2 separate regions of the Homo sapiens genome follow, and region 2 is linked to region 1. Evidence: chromatin loops called from intact Hi-C (ENCODE). Cell type or tissue: dorsolateral prefrontal cortex. All regions are shown on one strand. Each heading gives the region's core, and the rest is flanking DNA. Links, peaks and the distances in the headings are about the cores only. Region 1 overlaps TMCC1 (transmembrane and coiled-coil domain family 1). Region 2 overlaps TMCC1 (transmembrane and coiled-coil domain family 1).

Region 1 (9,354 bases), core at 371-8,370:
CTCCCAGGCTAGAGGGCAGTGGTGCAGCCATAGCTCGCTGTAATCTCCAGCTCCGGGGCTCAAGACATCCTCTTGCCTCAATCTCCCAAGTAGCTGGGACTACAGGTGTGCACTACCATGCCTGGCTAATCTTTAAAAATTGTTTTAGAGATGGGGTGTCACTGTTGCCCAGGCTGATCTCAAATTCCTGGGCTCAGATGATCTTCCTGCCTCGGAGTGCTGGGATTACAGGCATGAGCCATCATGCCTGGCCTAAGATAGGATTTTTAGAATTGCCTTTGAATAGAGAATGGCAGATACAGATTAGGAAACTACTTGAAAAAAAATTTTACTTATAAAATTGTGGTGTTTTCATGTACCTGTTTTATATTTCATGTTACTTTAAGATTAGAATTAATGGAATATCCATTCCTTATTCAGTATGATAATGTTAAAATATTTATTGCTTCTTAAAATATTTGCCACTTTATCTTTTTCAAGTGCTAAGTTAATATTTTTTCCAGAATACTTTCTTTCTTGATTATAATTATTCTTGATTATACTTTAAAAAATTAGAAAATACTGAAAAGTACTAGAAAAAAACAAACCCTACTTCTACCAGTGAGAGATGAGGGCTATTAACATTTTGTTGGATATACTTTCAGTCGTTTTCTGCATATCTGTAAAAGGTAAGTTTCCCCATCTAAGTTTCTCACCTTGTAATTCTTAATATTTGCTTTTCAGCTTTTCCTAAAAGGATTGTACACCTTAGAAGTGCTTAAGGAAGAGTGATGAAGGCAAGTATCCAACTCTTTGTAGTCAGTGAAATTTAACTTGGTTCATGTCCAAACCAAAAAAGCTTTGGTCACCATATTTATCAAAAAACTAAAAAATTGGAAAGAAAAACTTAAGGGAAAAAAAGACAAAGCAATTTGTATATAATTTGCTGTGATTTTGTGGAATACCCTCCTAAATGGTTGATAGATTTTAAAAACATAATTTTTTCACTTATTTCTGATACTAATTTAGAACAACTTGTTTTCTGAGTGTGAGCTAATGGCATATTAGGTCTTCAGTAAAATTGTGCTAGAAAAGTTAATTGTTGAAAATTCTGAGAACTTACCAAATTATTTGAAATGCCTGACTGGTAGGTGGCTGCGTTTTTTGTCCCCCTTCCTCACCTTTTGCTCCTTCTACCTCTCCCCTTTCACTCCTTCGACCTCTCCCCTTTTTCCTGTGTCCTTTTGCTCCTTTTTCTCTTTCTCCCTCTGGTTTACTTATAATAACTTTACTTTTCAGAGAAGCTGAGTGAATAAAAGAGTAGCCAGCATTTCCTTCTTACCAAAAAGCATTTGATAGGCTTATGCAGTTAAACTCGTTTGTGTTAAACCAGGGATCTAAAATTAGTTAGTTGGGTGGGGCGCGGTGACTCATGCCTATAATCCTAGCACTTTGGGAGGCTGAGGAGGGTGGATCACTTGAGGTCAGGAGTTCGAGACCAGCCTGGTCAACATGGCGAAACCCCATGTTTTTACTAAAAATACAAAAATTAGCCAGCTGTGGTGGTGGGCGCCTGTAATCCCAGCTACTTGAGAGGCAGAGGTAGGAGAATTGCTTGAACCCAGAAGGCAGAGGTTGCAGTGAGCTGAGATTGTGCCACTGCACTCCAGCCTGGGTGGCAGGGGGAGACCCTGTCTCTAAATAAATAAATAGTTAATTGGGGAATTTTATAAACTGAGCAACAGTTGTTCATATTCATTTGAGCCTCTGTAAGACATACAGAAGAAAAGAAGGGTGTCCCTGTACAACTTTGAGACTATTGAATTTCTTTTGTGCTTGCATTCTTACTGTCAGCAATTTTATAGAGTTAATTATTGCAACATCACTATTGTTGGTATTTTTGCCACAGCATTTGACTTTGGTGGCCTTAAAGATTTTCTATTGGCCTACAGAAAATTTTAGTAGCCTTCAAAACCTTAACTAGTTTCTTAGTGCTGCTATTATGCAGATGATAGCTACAAGTGTAAGTACCATATTACGTTTTATAATCAGTACAGTAGATTGTTTTTCAAAATTATTACCTTAAAACTTGATGTTTAAAGCTCAATTTAGGTTTCTTTAGGGCTGCATGCTAAGTGAGGCTATGTGCTGGTATGATTAAGGTAAGTTTTGCCTTTGAAAATCCGATAATTTATTACTGTTTTGTTGCTTATTCTTCGTAGCTGCGAAGATAGTCTTGGCATGGAAATTAACACCTTACTCCCAGCTTTTCCCAGGAAATGCTAACATTTCCTTGTAATCAATCATCATTTTGAATTATTTGAAAATAAATGATTTGGCCGGGTGCAGTGGCTCACACCTGTAATCTCAGCACTTTGGGAGGCTGAGGCGGTTGGATCACTTGAGGTCAGGAATTTGAGACCAGCCTGGCCAACATGGTGAAACCGTATCTCTCTAAAAATACAAAAATTAGCTGTGCATGGTGGCACGTGCCTGTAATCCTAGCTACTCTGGAGGCTGAGGCAGGAGAATTGCCTGAACCCAGGAGGCAGAGGCTGCAGTGAGCTGAGATTGTGCCACTGCGCTCCAGCCTGGGTGAAAGAGCAAGACTCCGTCTCAAAAAAACAAAAACAAAAATAAATTGTTTTACAAATGCTTGTGAAATCTCAAATGAATTTACTGATATTCAAAATGTACCACATTCTCTATTTTTTAAATAGGCAGCAACCAGATGACCAGTTGATTAGTTTATAATAGTGCCCAAATAAGTAGATTTGCTGAGTAATAAATTCCTAGTACCTTTGCATATGAGACAAGTAGAATGATCCTCAGCTAACCTTGACATCATTCCTTTATTCTTGCTGTCTTTTAATCTCATGGGATAAACATATTTTATACATTTTACTTCCAACAACAACAACAAAAATCAGTTGTATTAGCTAATAATGTGCAAATAGAGGAAAAAGTAAACTACTTTTTCAGTACTGTTCTGCTGCTTTCACACCCTCCCATCTTCTCAGGATCTAAATAGCCCAGTGCAAGAAGAGATGAGTTGATACACACTGATAGGGGATTATTTTGGTTACATTAGCCCTTTTCCTCTGAGAAACTCAATTCTTTCAGTAACTATTAGCCAGCAAGACAAACTCATGAGGAATGGTGAGATAATTACTATTTTTTTTAAAAATCAGAGTAACATTGTATTATGTGTTTATTTCATATTTGGTTAGAAGGGGATAATTAAATATATAAACTATTGGCAAAATTTTTGCCCACAAGGAGCACCAGAAAACCACACCAGAGGCCAAGACAGTCATTGATCTAATAAGGGCAAGGGTTTCTTTCTTGGTTCTCCCAAAGGGAAAGATATGAACAAAACCAATGCACAATCAGGAAAAGGGTAACAGGCCATAGTGGGATGGCTAGATTTCAGTGGAGCCACAAAGAATTTGGGTGAAAGGCAATGAAACTTCCATTCTCATGGTTGTTATTCATTTGCCTAATTTAGGAACAAACAATTTTGTGGCATTTAGAAAGTAGGAAGGTACTAGAGAGAGACAAATGTCTTTATCCCTGTCTCCCTGTTTATGCTCCTCTGTTATGAAGAGATTAGGTAATGGAATCACAGGCATGAAAGAATATGGACAGTGGAGCCACAATGACAGTGCCCATAAAATATTTGAAAAAAGTCTTCTGAGAGTAGTCATCAGGAACAAAACTTTAGTGAGTTTGCATTCCTGTTCCACTAAACTCTAGTAGCCTTGAGTTCACAGGGAACTCTTTTATTCAGCTAATTTATGGCTTTCTAGATTGCCACTTGGTGGCAGCAAGTCCACATATTCCCAGAACAGGAGCACCATGGTGCTTCATTGGTAGTGGCTTAAATTGTTGAAGTACTTGGTAGTGTAGGGAGTTTTAAAGTCCTTTAAACAAAAATTTAAAGAAAAATATGGAAATAACCTCCTACATCATATTTTGCATTCTGTAGCAGCTTCTGTGCATGTATATAATTTTGTCTTATATATTTGCACAAATACAGTACAAAAATAAACACTTTCTATTAGGAAAAATCTCATCATCTCCCATCCCCCCCTCCCTTTTTTTTTTTTTTTTTTTTTGCATGTGATTTTAGTAACCATGGCAGTTGCGTTGATTTTACATCTCTTAGTTTCAGCTTCCTTTTAATTTCTTGCATTTAATACTGGTATATGTTTGCTGTTTGACCTTTCTTTTTCTCTACTTTTCTATCCTACCCAGTTACTTTGCTTTTGAGTTTGTATGGATATATGGGAAGCTTCTGTCAGGGATGACACTATAGAGAAAGGGATTTCTTTGAATCTCCTTTCTTGATAGCTGGTACTGAGCAAAGCTCTAGTCTCTGATTCTGATTCTGTCTGAACCATTCACTCATATGGTGCCAGAAAGGTCATTTGTGCTTCAGCAGAGAATTCAACTTACAGGATTTTTATTTCCATTCTCTTCTCAAAAGAGCAAACCTGTCATCTCTAGTTACCAGTGAACTTGATGAATATGAATGGTAACACACTTTTCCATTAAAATCCACATATAGTTAGATTGGGATATCCATTTCTCACTGTTGTTCTTTGATTATACTGAGTTTCAGCCTGTGAATAATTAACTGTGGTTATGAATGAGAGGGATTAAATTGCCTCAGCTAGAGTAAACCTATTGGATGGTCTCTTCTCTTGATTTCCCAAGCAATGGCTGTTCTGTCAACTACCATTATAGTGTCCATTCCAAGATGGCTCCTCTAATATCTAATTCTGTATATATTGAATCTTGTAGGGATTTTTGCTTTTGAACATTGCTGTTTTAATTTCCTATGGACTTGTTCTGGGCTTTTTCTCTCATTCTAAAAAATAATCATTACCCACTATCTAGAAAACTGTCTTTTAATCTTCTGATTAAAGATTGCTTAATGATAGTGCCTATTTGTTTGGCCAGTAGCATGTTTTTCTTTGTTTTAACACTGGAGTTTCTGCATGGATTTATAATATAAGGTTTTTTTTTTGTTTTTTTGTTTTTTTGTTTTTAACATTAGATAGGCATGAAGCCTTCGTCTCACAGCTGCATGCGTAGTCACTGTTGAAGCAAATGCCTACCTAATTTGACACTCTTGGTGTGTTTAAAAAATTTTTTTGAGTTTGCAAATAAGCATATTAAGTCTACTGATGGAGCCTTCGGGCAGTGAACAGTTATTTGAGGACCCTGATCCTGGAGGCAAATCCCAAGATGCAGAGGCCAGAAAGCAGACAGAATCAGAACAAAAATTGTCTAAAATGACCCACAATGCTTTGGAGAACATTAACGTGATTGGCCAAGGCTTGAAGCATCTCTTCCAGCACCAGCGCAGGAGGTCATCAGTGTCTCCACATGATGTGCAGCAAATTCAGGCAGATCCAGAACCTGAAATGGATCTGGAAAGCCAGAACGCATGTGCTGAGATTGATGGTGTCCCCACCCACCCCACAGCTCTGAATCGTGTCCTGCAGCAGATTCGAGTGCCACCCAAGATGAAGAGAGGGACAAGCTTGCATAGTAGGCGGGGCAAGCCAGAGGCCCCAAAGGGAAGTCCCCAAATCAACAGGAAGTCTGGTCAGGAGATGACAGCTGTTATGCAGTCAGGCCGACCCAGGTCTTCATCCACAACTGATGCACCTACCAGCTCTGCTATGATGGAAATAGCTTGTGCTGCTGCTGCTGCTGCTGCTGCATGTCTACCAGGAGAGGAGGGAACTGCGGAGCGGGTAAGTTTGTAAGATTTTGTTTTTCTGTTAACTTACTGTTTTTCATACCTAGGACTCTCCAGACTTTCCTTTGGTAACTAAAAAGATATCTCAGCAAATACCTTAAAGTTGTGGTAAAAGAATTTTTCCCCTTTTCAAATGGGTAAATAATAATTATAGCTAATGAATGAATGCTTAGAATTATATTCCTATTTCCTTCCTAACATAGTGCTATATTTTATTTTATCCTTTCGTTAAAACCTTAAGTATATTTCATGTATTCTTTCTGTATATTTGAGGGTCAGTTTTATGGTAGAGCAATAAAGATGCTTTGTTTCTTATTGTTTTGATTTTGCACATGGAGATGGCTTTCTTACATTAATGAATGTAGTGAATAAAGTTCTAGAATCTGAGTTTGTGCTTACCATGGAAGTACACTAAGTTGGTTATAATTTTCATATACTTTGTAGTACATCAGCAGCATTCATTTTACATTTTGCATGCCACAGTAGAGCATATACATTATTATAGTGTACTATTAATAAACAGATTGTTTTGGGTTTACCCAAAACCAGGCATATTAAATCTAGGAGAAACTTTTTCCATATAACTCTCAGTTATGGTTAGTTGAGGCACATAGAAGAAATAGTCCTGCTAGGGTTTGAAAACTCAGGTACGCGTAGCCATGCAGGTAGTGACAATGAGTGAACTTAGGTGTTATGGAGCTTGGACAAACTGAGGAGTTCCTGCTTTGTTTAACAGAGGCAATGTCTTAGCTTTAGCTGATGGTTGAAATTTAGTACTGTGGGCACAGTCTTGCCAGAGCTTCTGATTTTTTTCAAGAGAAACTGGAAATCTAGATGGGAAATCTCTTGATTTTTAACAGATATGCAAGCCACACTGAACACATTTGTGGGCTAGGTCTGCCTTGTAAGTTACCATTCAACTATCTTTCAGCATTACTTTTGTGTATTCCTTAAGGTTTTTGTTTGATCGTTTTCATTCTGTGTCTGCTTGCGGTACAGTTAGGTTTTTTTTTATTGGATATTAAGTTACCTGGAAATATAAATACTGAGTCTAGTACCTTAAACTTTTCCTAAGGTTTTTTTTTTATTGGATATTAAGTTACCTGGAAATATAAATATTGAGTCTAGAACTTTAAACCTTTCCTACCTAAATATGATATTTAAAACATATAGATAATGGACAGTAAATCACTTTAAACCTGTCAAAATAATGATGTGAATTAAAATTCAAAAAATTTAAATGGGGAAAAGTACCACATATTTATGTGTATATTCATTTTATTTTTTTTGGAGACAGGGTCTTACCCTGTCACCTAGGCTGGGGTGCAGTGGTGTGATCGTGGCTCACTGCAGCCTTAACCTCCCCAGACTCAGGTGATCATCCCACCTCAGCCTCCTGAGTAGCTGGTACTACAGGCGCATGCCAGCATGTCTGGCCAATTTTTTTTTTTTTTTTTTTGTAGAGAGGAGATTTTGCCTTGTTGCCCAGGCCAGTCTCAAACTCCTGAGTTCAAGTGATCCATCCACCTCAGCCTCCCAAAGTGCTGAGGTTACAGGCATGAGCCACCGTGTCCAGCCTATATTAGTTATCTTTGAAATAAAAAGAATATTTGGTCACTGATTACCCAAACTAGTTGGCAGTAAAGATTGACAGTGCAGCTATGTACCTTGTCTTAATCTTCAGCCTTTACCAGAGAACATTAAGGAATTTACAGCTAGTGATTCTGGGATTATAGACTTTTATGTTAAAAAGAAAAAGTGTAAGTAAAGCAGATTTTATTGGAAAACTTCAAGAGAAAGAGGGCAAAGTGAGAACTTTTTTCATAACATTGTTTCTTTAATGCTTTGTCAACTTTATTAGCATATGCTTACAGTAAAATCCACCAGTTTTAAGTGTACATCTTGACTAGTTTTGAAAAATGTGTAGTTTTATAGTAACACAGTCATTATATAGAACATTCCCATTACCCCCAAATAATGATTTCTCATGCCCCTTGGCTGCAGTCAGTCCCTCTTACCCAACCGGTGGCCTCTGGTAGCCGCTGATCTGCTTTCTATTGCTATAGTTTTGCCTTTTCTAGAATTTCCTAAAAAATTAGATCATGCAGTCTTTTGTGTTTGACTTCTTTCATTTAGTGTAATACTTTTCAACTGTTGTTGATTCAACTGTTGTTGAATGTGTTGATAGTTTGTTCCTTTTTATTGCTGCACTCCAGGCTGGGCAACAAAGCAAGACCCTGTCTCAACCCCCTACCACCCACCCCCACCAAAAAAGATAGATGTAAACTTCGGAGCTTCTAAAGGGAAAGTTTGGAAGTTATGGATTCAGGTTCTCTATTAAGGTTAATATCACTTCAGAGCTCACTATATCATCTTCTTATTTATAGCCAGATTTAGGAAAAGCAGTGTATATTAGGCTGCAATGAGGGAAGCTTTTTGGATTACTTATAGGCAGAAGGAAAGGGAAATTTTTGTAATGCCTGGCTGTACCTGGAAGATAGAGAAAAGTGGAAGAAGTTTGAGGGAGATGTATGTGTTCAAATAAAAAGATTTCTAAGTTTGAATTAGTTGAACTGTAAGCAAAACTAGTAATGCAGGTGTACTGTTCTCCCAGTGGGGAAGAAATGAAGCGGGGAAAAGGATAATTCATTTTGTTGACCACCAGGTGGTGCCCTAGGTGAGGATTGGTAGGTGGAAGTGAGGGGATGGATGCCTGACAGGACATTGATTAACCCCGGGGTGATAATTTAATTAGTACAGGAAGTCATTAGGATGTGGGCTAGCTTGAGCACAGTGACTATTAAATAGTGATAGTGCTCTTATAAATATTGAGCTGAATTGATAACTGTGGAAGTGGAATGGACAATAGAAGAACAGGTAGGATTTGATAACAATGTTAGAATAAAAAATTTTAAAATCTGAAGTTTGCTTGGGAGAATCAGAAAATATTTTCCATTTCCACTAAACAGTTGAAAAATTGTATTTTTTAAGGAAAACCATTTAGTTTCAGTTGGGTGGCTGACACCTACTATGAAGAGAATGTCTTATAGGCCTTTAATAATACGGAACTGGAACAGTGGGCATAAGTTAGAAATGAAGATGTATTTTGGCTTTCTCATTGTTCTCCCTTAAAGATACTTTACGTAGCAAAACTTGATTGCCAAAGCAAGTAACTTACAGGTTTATTGACCCTACCTCTGAAAGCCAGAATGTTTATGGCTATGTCCTTTCCCCCAATACTGAGTTTCCTTTAATATAAATATGTATTCATTGGCCCCAAAGATATTTTGATTATCCTTAATGATCTCATGTGGGCATCAAATATAGTTCTTGTAAGAGTAGAAGTGAAGGTACAGATAAGCTAACTGTTCCTAACCTTGGTAAATTTGTTATGCAAAGTGTAATATCATAGGGATGCTTCTTAAAGTTTGTTTCTGTTTGTTTGGTTGGTTGGTTTTTTTTGACACAGAGTCACGCTCTGTCACCCAGGCTGGAGTGCAGCGGCATGATCTCTGCTCACTGCAACCTCCACCTCCCAGTTTCAAGCAATTCTCCTGCCTCAGCCTCCAGAATAGCTGGGATTACAGGCACACACCACCATA
Region 2 (9,354 bases), core at 777-8,776, 100 kb after region 1:
TCCTCTACACTGATGTTTATGGCATCTCTACTCACAATTGCTAAAAAATGGAAACCATCCAAATGTCCTTCAACAGGTGAATGGATAAACTGTGGTATATACATACAATGAACTACTACTCAGCAATGAAAAGGAATGAACTATGATACATGCATCATCCTTTATGCATCTCAAAGACATTGTGTTGATAAATCAGTCTCAGAAAGTTATATACTGTATGATTCTGTTTATGTGACACTCTCAGAAAGATAGGACTATAGTGAAAAAGAATAAGTTAAGGGTTAGTGGTGGGGTTAGGTGTGACTATATAAGGAAGTCTTTTGGAACTTCTCTGTATCCTGATTATACTGCTGGTGGTTTCATGAGTCTATGCATGTTTTAAAATTCATAGAACTGTACACATACGTAAAAAGTAAATTCTGTGGTGTTAAGAAATTTTTTAAAAACTTTGTAGCTTGCTGGGCACGGTGGCTCACACCTGTAATCCCAGTGCTTTGGGAGGCCGAGATGGGCAGATCACAAGGTCAGGAGTTCAAAACCAGCCTGGCCAACATGGTGAAACCCCATCTCTACTAAAATTACAAAAATTAGCTGGGCGTGGTGGCCGGCGCCTGTAATCCCAGCTACTTGGGAGACTGAGGCACAAGAATCGCTTGAACCCTGGAGGCGGAGGTTGCAGTGAGTCAAGATCGCACCATTGCACTCCAGTCTAGGCGACAGAGCAAGACTCCATCTCAGAACAACAACAACAAAAAAAACTTTGTAGCTTAAAGTGACAATTTATTTGTCTTGATTCTGTGGGTTGAACAGGCACTTCTGGTTTGTATCAAGTTCCCTATATTAATAAACTTTGCTTTAGGTTAAACCTGTTTATCTTACTCATTTTTATATCCCTAAATGTCCCATATAGTGTGCCTGTCACATAATAAGAATTATTCAATAAATTAGTACAGAGCCCTTCTGCTTTAGGTCAAAGCAAAGTTTATTAAGTTTGCTGAGGTATTGGGATGATCAGAAAGTCCAAATAGCCTCACTCACATGCTAGCTGTTTATGTTAGCTGCTGACTCTGAGTTCAGCTGTGGCTTTTGGCCAGGGACCTTGATTACACTAGTTGGGCTTTTTTGTAGCATGGCAGCTGAGTTCGAATAATCCCCAATTTGCAAGAACTTAACAAGTCTCTGTTTGCATAGTTGTTGATAGTATGCCATTTGCTATAGCTAGTCACAGCTAGTCACCAAGCCCAAAGTCAGTATGGGAAGAAGACTACGTGGGGCATCAGTACCAAGAGGGCTGGCTCATTAGGGACCTCCAAATTACTGTCAGTTGCAGATAGTGAGGGCTTTTGTTTTATTTTTGTTGTAACAGCTTTCTCAGCTTTCCTTCAGACCTTCAGGACTACCTATATTACTTTAGCAAGAAACATTAAGAGACTCCATTATCTAAGAAGGAATAATTGAAGATTGCCTGTTATTTATAAAGATGTAAAATGTGATTATTTTAAACATGTTGAAAATGTATTATTTTTCTGTAAGCTTTGATGATTATAGACTTACATCTTTATAAAGATTTAAAATTCATATTTATAAAAATGAAGCCCACCAACTTCATTCTTTGTGTACCTAATCAGTTTTCCCCAGAATTTTTCTACCATTTATTGATCCTCAGTAAGGTTCCAAAAAACCTCACATAGCACTATAGACAATCTCAGAATTAATTCTGGGGCTAGAAAGGAACCTTCATTGATCATGCAGTCAAACAGCATTCCAAAGAAATAATTTGTCCAAAAAAAGCCTCCACAGAGGATTTATATAGTGAAGCTATAAGGCAGGAATACCAAACCATGAACATCTCTGCAAAGTGAGTACATTGCAGAAATTGAAGAGTTTTTGTTTTTTGTTCATTTGTTTGTTCCATTGTTTTCATACAATGGTGACATAAAAAAACAGATTGGTATGACAGTGCATGAAGTAGGAACAAGATTGTAGGAGGGTACACCATGGTTTAGTAGAAAGAACAGAAATGGAGAATCAGTACATGTGGATTCTAGATCTGATAGGGCCACAACTACATCATTCAATTCTCCTTTCAAAGACTAGGGTTTTGTACTACAGAATAAGATGTTTGGTTTGAACAGTGGTTCTTTTTTTTTTTTTTTTTTTTTTTTTTTTTTGAGACAGAGTCTTGCTCTGTTACCCAGGCTGAAGTGCAGTGGCACCATCTCAGCTCACTGCAACCTCTGGGTTCAAGCAGTTCTGCCTCAGCCTCCCAAGTAGCCGAGATTACAGGTGTGCGCCACCTCACCCAGCTAATTTTTGTATTTTTAATAGAGACAGGGTTTTACCATGTTGGCCAGGCTGGTCTCGAACTCTTGACCTCAGGTGATCCTCCCACCTCGCCTTCCTAAAGTGCTGGGATTACAGGTGTGAGCCATCATGCCCGGCCTTCACATCCCTAGGAGACTTGAGATATTAGAATCTCTAATGGAGAGGTATACTTTTTAAAAAGTAGAGTCCGTATAATTCTTGTTTTAAAACTATAAACTACAGATAGTAAAGCACAATAAAATAATCCAGAGTGGCAGGAATGCATAGCTAGACTGTAGAGCGAGACCGTATTGTAGAGGATGTAAAGTTTTTATTTGTTTGTTTTGTTTTAATGTTGAGAAATAGTAGCCTAGAGAACACAGATGATCTCAAAAGTCAGTAGAGGGCAAGAACCTGTTCATCTTATTCATTTTTGTATCCCTAAATGTCCCATATAGTGTGCCTGGCACATAGTAAGAATTATTGAATAAATACGAAGCCCTTCTAGTTAGAAAATTTTGTCTCCGACATTGAGGATAGTAATTTAGAGCTGCAAAAGTTTCACTCTGTTGTTAGTCCTACTTCTCCTCTACAGATAAGGTATGACTGACTCTTTTTGTTCCATATTAATGCCTATTCCCTTTTGGCCCAAAGTCTGTACCTGTACATACAGGTAGATACAGGTACCTGTCTGTACCTATACAGATTTACATAATTTATCAGATGTTCCCTTCTATTCCTATCCTGGTTCATAGAATGATTATCTTTAGGTTTTTGGGTACAAATGTAGAAATCAAAACATTAGTTGTATCTCCTACCTTTGGCAGTAGACTAAAACCCATACTCCAAAGGACTGTTTACTGCTTTCCCAGACTTTTCTCTTGGCCTTGTGTTAAGATATTGCTAAGAAAGAAGCTCAGAACTAAAAAATTTAGTACGGTTGTTTCTTTTCAATTGGTAATAACCACCATTCTGGGCACTGTTTCTTGTGCATCTTAAAACTAGGGAATCAAAATTTCCTTTGATAGTGTAAGTATAACAAAAAAAAAAATCAATGTTCAAAGTAGATTACTCTTTCAGAGGTTCTTATAAAATGACCTAAAGAAAAGTTTATTAATACAGGAAACTTGCCTATCCAGTCTTTCAAAATTACCTGCTTTGAAACAATCCAGTAATGATTTTTTTCTATTTTCTTTTTTCTATTTCTATAATGACTTTTTTCTATTTCTTTTTTCTATTTACTTAAAAAAATAAGATGCTATGTTTCGTTTTTATTGAAGTAAAATTCTTAAAGAATGAAAAAATTATATTAGAAATTGTACGATTAGGCCGCGCACAGTGGCTCACATCTGTAATCCCAACACTCTAGGAGGCCAAGGCAGGAGGATCACTTGTCAGGAGTTTGAGACCAGCCTGGCCAACATGGTGAAACCCCATCTCTACTAAAAATACAAAATTAGTGGGTGTGGTGGCACATACTTGTAATTCCAGCTACCTGGGAGGCTGAGGCAGGAGAATCACCTGAGCCCAGGAGGCGGAGGTTGCGGTGAGCTGAAATCACACCATTGCACTTCAGCCTGGATGGCAGAGCAAGACCCTGTCTCAAAAAGAAAAAGAAAATGAAATTGTATGATTATCTTTAGGTTTTTGGGTACAAATGTAGATCCTCAAAAACTTTATCAGAAATTTGGAAATCTGTAAATAAGTTATATGTATCTCCTTTTAAAATCCAATATTAGTAAGCTATATGTATAAAAACAAAGCTAGTGTATCTTGAAAAGTTTTTATTTCTTTATTCCTTATCCCTCCTTATCCCACTGAACTATTGAAGAACTTCTTATAGATTTACCTTCCCATTAGTGCTGTAGTACAGTTTTCTTTTATCTCCATTGTCTTGTGTTTCCTGGCTAAATTTTACTTGTTATAAAACTATTGGGTCACTTTTGGTCTAGAATAGAACTTTCATAGTATAAGGGACACCATAAAATGTAAAGGAATGTCTGCATTGCCCTGTTTTCTCTTGGTAGAAAATTCATGTTCTGGCTCCTTTTTTAGTGCCCCTCTTCTTTGGAGGAAGAATTTCTAAAGGCACACATTCTTGAACTAAAAAGAAATGATGATGTATATTAGGTTTGCCTTTTGGGCACATATGAAAAATGAGGTTATTCACACCTTCAGTTCTGGCATATATCCATTACCAAAAATGTATTTCCAGAATATTCTCCCTGTTCCATAGTAAAGTCACAGAGGTGGTTTGGGGTTCTTCAGCTAGGTCGTAGTGCCCAGGAACAGATCAGATCAGAATCAGTATGTTGTTTATGATACAGATCAAATTAACTAATGATTCTTCCAGTTTTCTTCTTCCTGATTATTTCCTCCAGACACAAAATAGGGTCAAGGAGAAAAGTTCTTTTCTACCATTAAACTTTTGAGCTGCCTGTGTTTGGGATTCAAAGTATTTTGGGTGCTTATTGCTTAACTGGGCTGAAGATTATCTCATGTGACACCATAGATCTCTTGTTTTGGAATTGCCATTACTTTCTAGAACAGGCATTCTGTACAGCTGCCAACATGCCCTGAATCCTCTTGCTTCATATTACAGTGATACTGCTTTGTCAGGGTAGAATTCAGCCTCACAGGGCTGGAGTAAGTCTCTGCTGACCTCATGCCACAGTACAACATGTTCAAATCTGGGAGAAACCTGAGGGTTATTCGGCATATTCCTCCTCCTCCTCTCTCACAAGCATGGAGCCCTCACTCTCCTCGGAAACCGTATGTTGTATATGTGTGTGTATCTGTCTTTTAAAAAAAAAAAAAAAAAAATCTCATCCTGAATCCTATAGTTAGTTAGTCCTGCAGCTTTAAGTGGGGGCTGGTTGAATAGACAGACAAAGGAAATAGCCTGAGCTGCTGAAACTTAGCGTTTTTCAGCAGTAGATCTCAGCCAGGGGCATTTGCTATTTTAGGACTGACTTGTGTAAGGTTGTAATAATGGAGAAGCATAATATGTGTTTCCTAGTTGTTCATTTTACCCAAAGCTATTTGGACAGAATGTAGAGGGTGCTCTGTAGCTGTATGGACATGCTCAGATCATCCTGGAGTGTCCCGTCTCTTGTGTGTAATGGGCTGCTTCATTGCAGAGTAAGTGTCATCCTCACTTTCTCAAGCGAAATAGTTACTGGAAAATCAGTGTTTCTTTCAATGAACAAGAGTTTCATTTGCCTTGGACTGCTTGGGAAAAACATGGGTTAAATTCGAAGATGCCAGGCATGCATAACAAATAGGAATTTGATTTAGAGCCACCTGGAATACTTATTAAATTAAAAAAAAAAAATTCTTGATGGATCTAGGTGGCCAAAAAAAAAAAAAAAAAAAGAAAAAGATTTCTTAGTGCTCAGCTACTTATTTTCAAAGTATTTTTCCCAAGGACTTGGAAATTTTCTGAATTGTAAAGCAATATACACATATCTCAGTGTGAAACTTGTATCTCCAGATCAGCAGAACAAATCTCTGAGATAAAACTGGATTGGAGGATGATCCAGCTTTATTCAACACAACCACCATTTTCACATTTCATCCATAGTCCTGAGTACAAACTTAGCCTATAGTTTGATTTTACCATTTTTTTTAGTTGACCTTGCCATTTTTTAGTTGATCTTATAAATGATACATATTTTCTAAGAGATAAATACTAAAGCAAAGGAGATTCTTTATAGTTTTGCCTGATTCTGAAGTTAATGTACATTCATATTGTTTGCTATTGAGCAGTTGGATTTAAGATCCAAACAGATTTTTCACTGTGAAGTTTGATATTGAATTACCCTCTTATGCCTTATGGTTGATAATTTAAATGCCAACTTTTTAAGCAGATTTGTGCCTCTGGTCTGTACCCTCTTTTTCTGTTGTTTGCTATATATCTTGGATTCAAAACCCCTGACACATCTCTGTTTGTTCTGAGGTTATAAAAGGTCAGTTTACTTATCTATTTTATTAAGAATGCTAGCCCAGGGTGAGTGGGGTGATCAGAAGGAAAGGATTCATAGGAGAGCCCTAAAGGAATAGTGGGTGGAGACTAACAGTAAAAGAGAAGTTAACTCCTTTTTTTCCATTATTGATAGTCAGGTGGGGGAGGGCATAAAACATAATTTAAATATTTTTAATTGATTTTATTTGCTGATTGCATTAACTTATAAGAGTAGAGACAGTATGATCAAAACAATATAGTTAGTACCTGAGTGAGTGAGTGTAGATTAAACCAGCAGTCCCCAACCTTTTTGGCACCAGGGACCGGTTTTGTGGAAGACAATTTTTCCACAGATGGGGTCGGGGTGTCTGTGGGCAAGGTTGGAGTGGGATGGTTTGGGGATGAAACTGTTCACCTCAGGTCATCAGGCATTAGTTAGATTATCATAAGGAGCATGCAACCTAGATCCCTCGCAAGCGCAGTTCATAATAGGGTTTGTGCTCCTATGAGAAGCTGATGCCACCACTGATCTGACAGGAGGTGGAGCTCAGGTGGTAATACTCGCTTGCTGCTCACCTCCTACTGTGTGGCCTGGTTCCTAACAGGCCACTGACCTGTACTGGTCTGCGGCCCAGGGGTTGGGGATCCCTGGATTAAACTATTTCCTTGCTTCCCTACCTTTGTCTCTCTCTTACCTGAACTATTTATTGATTGGTAAACTAAAATATTCTCATTGAAACAATGATTAAAATGTTCACAAATGAGGTACTTGCCCCTAGTATCTAAAACTTTTAATATAACAATCTAGATACATAAAACTGCTATAGATAGGGTTTCATATATGACCTCCTTGCATGAGATTGCACACGCTTTGTGTTTTTTGTTTGTTTGTTTTTGAGACGGAGTCTCGCTCTGTCGCCCAGGCTGGAGTGCAGTGGCGCCATCTCGGCTCACTGCAAGCTCTGCCTCCTGGGTTCACGCGATTCTCCTGCCTCAGCCTCACGAGTAGCTGGGACTACAGGTGCCTGCCACCACGCCCAGCTAATTTTTTTTTTTTTTTTTTTTTTGTATTTTTAGTAGAGTTGGGGTTTCACGGTGTTAGCCAGGATAGTCCCAATCTCCTGACCTCGTGATCTGCCTGCCTCGGCCTCCCAAAGTGCTGGGATTATAGACATGAGCCACTACACCCGGCCTGCACATGCTTTGTGAAGAGTTCATTCCAAATTACAGAATGAACATTTTGAAGGCAGGATTTGAGAAGAAAAAATGTAGCTGACTCTGTGGTCCCAGCTACTTGGAAGGCTGAAATGGGAGGATCACTTGAATCCCGGGGCAGGGTAGGGCAGTGGAGGTTGCAGTGAGCTAAATTACCACTGCGCTCCAGCCTGGGTGACAGAGCAAGATCCTTTCTCAAAATAAATAAATACAATAAAGCAGGGTAAGAGGAATTGGAAGTGCTGGACATTGAGGGTAGACTGCCATTTTTAATAGAACAGTAAGCATAAGCTTCATTTAAAACAAGACATTTGAAGGAAGGCTTGAAAGAGGAGAGCAGGTTAGCCGTTCAGCTGAGGAATGAGCATTCCAGGCAGGGGTACAGCCAGAATAACTGCAGGAGTTTTCACAGTGTTTACAAGGAATTAAAAAGAGGTTAGTTGGTATGATTAGAGCAATAATTAAGAGAGGGAAGAGTGGCAGGAATTGGGAGTGTGAGAGATTTAATACAGTGTATCAGTTATCTATTGCTGTGTAACACCCCACCTTAAAACTTAGTGGCTTAGCCAGGCACAGTGGCTTGCACCTGTAATCCCAGGTACTCAGGAGGCTGAGGCAAGAGGATCACTTGAGGTCAGGAGTTCAAGACCAGCGTGAGCAACATAGTGAGAGCTTGTCTTTAAAAAAAATAAAAATTAGCCAGGCATGGTGGTGTGTGCCTGTAGTCCCAGCTACTCAGGAGGTTGAGGTGAGAGAATCGCTTGAGCCCAGGAGTTTGGGACTGCAGTGAGCTATGATCAGGCTACTGCACTGCAGCCTGGGTGACAGAGTGAGACTGTCTTAAAAAAATAATAAAAATATTAGCTTAATATAACTGTTTTATTTGCTCACAATTTTGAGTCAGCCATTTGGGCTGGGCTCCACTAGGTGGTTCTTAGGCTGGTCTTGCCTCGTGTCATTATAGTTGTTGGGGGGCTCAGGTGGACCTAGATGGTCTAAGATGGCCTCCCTTCCTCATGTGTCTGGTAGTAGGTACTGGCTGTTGGCTGGACCTCTCAAGGTTTTATTTTATTTTTTCTTTTTAACACTCATCCACGTAGACAACCTACAAGGATTTTAGCCTGAATAGCTATTATAAGGATGAGGTTGTCAATAACTGAGATGTAAAGTGTGCTGGAGATCTCAGTGCAACAAGAAAGGACAGACTCCAATGCACAAATACTTTTTAAGCCTCTGCTTGTGTCACATTTGCTAACATTTCACTGTTCATGTCACATTTGCTGACACTTCACTTGGCCAAAGCAAGACCATGACCAAACCCAGTTTCACTGGATGGAGAAATACATTCCATCTCTTTTTTTTTTTTTTTTTTTTTGAGACAGGGTCTTACTCTGTTGCCCAGGCTAGAGTGCACTGGCACAAACACAGGTCACTGCAGCCTGGATCTCCTGGGCTCAAGCCATCCTCCTGGCTCAGCCTCCTGAGTAGCTGGGACCACAAAAATGTGCCACCACGCTTTGCTAATTTATTTCTTTTTTGTAGAGGTAGGGTCTCACCATGTTGCTGAGGCTTGGTCTCAAACTCCTGGGCTCAAGTGATCCTCCTGCCTTTTGGCCTCCCAAAATGTTGAGATTACAGGCATGAGACACCGTGCCTGGCCAGAAGCCACCTCTTGACAGGAGTGGGAAATCCAAATTATAAAGGGAAGGGTATACGAGATTGGATGAATGTGGCTATTAATCTACCATAAAGAAGGCCAAATCAGATGTGCCTTTGAAGGCCATTTGAGTGTAAAGGAAATTGAGTGGATAAAACATACTCAGTTTCTCCCACTATCCTCTCAACAACACAATTCTGATGCCAGGTCTGTG

Evidence for each region. Hi-C counts contacts between places; a loop is a spot of excess contacts. Peaks named below come from ENCODE experiments on the same cell type or tissue, not always from the same donor. Only the 100,000 strongest peaks of a DNase experiment are listed, where the experiment ranks them.
Region 2: a loop joins it to region 1, with 1.9 times the contacts of the local background. A loop is called at or near these places in 2 of 110 quality-filtered maps.

What each region holds. Positions count from the first base shown.
Region 1 is chr3:129,824,196-129,833,549 of GRCh38, reverse strand. It overlaps TMCC1 (transmembrane and coiled-coil domain family 1), which reads left to right. Exons shown (of 7, transcript NM_001017395.5): 3 at 724-776; 4 at 5,042-5,747. The coding sequence starts at 5,172. Among named protein-coding and RNA genes, the nearest start is that of TMCC1, 65 kb to the left of the region's middle. RefSeq lists a silencer at 1,358-1,512. In dorsolateral prefrontal cortex, for the core only: CTCF peaks have their summits at 3,599, 3,803 (motif pointing right) and 8,200; a DNase peak (open chromatin) is centred at 3,808.
Region 2 is chr3:129,719,686-129,729,039 of GRCh38, reverse strand. The region is part of intron 4 of TMCC1 (transmembrane and coiled-coil domain family 1); the gene reads left to right. Among named protein-coding and RNA genes, the nearest start is that of PLXND1, 120 kb to the right of the region's middle. In dorsolateral prefrontal cortex, for the core only: no CTCF peak of the experiment used is centred there; no DNase peak of the experiment used is centred there; H3K4me3 peaks cover 483 bases; H3K27ac peaks cover 1,151 bases.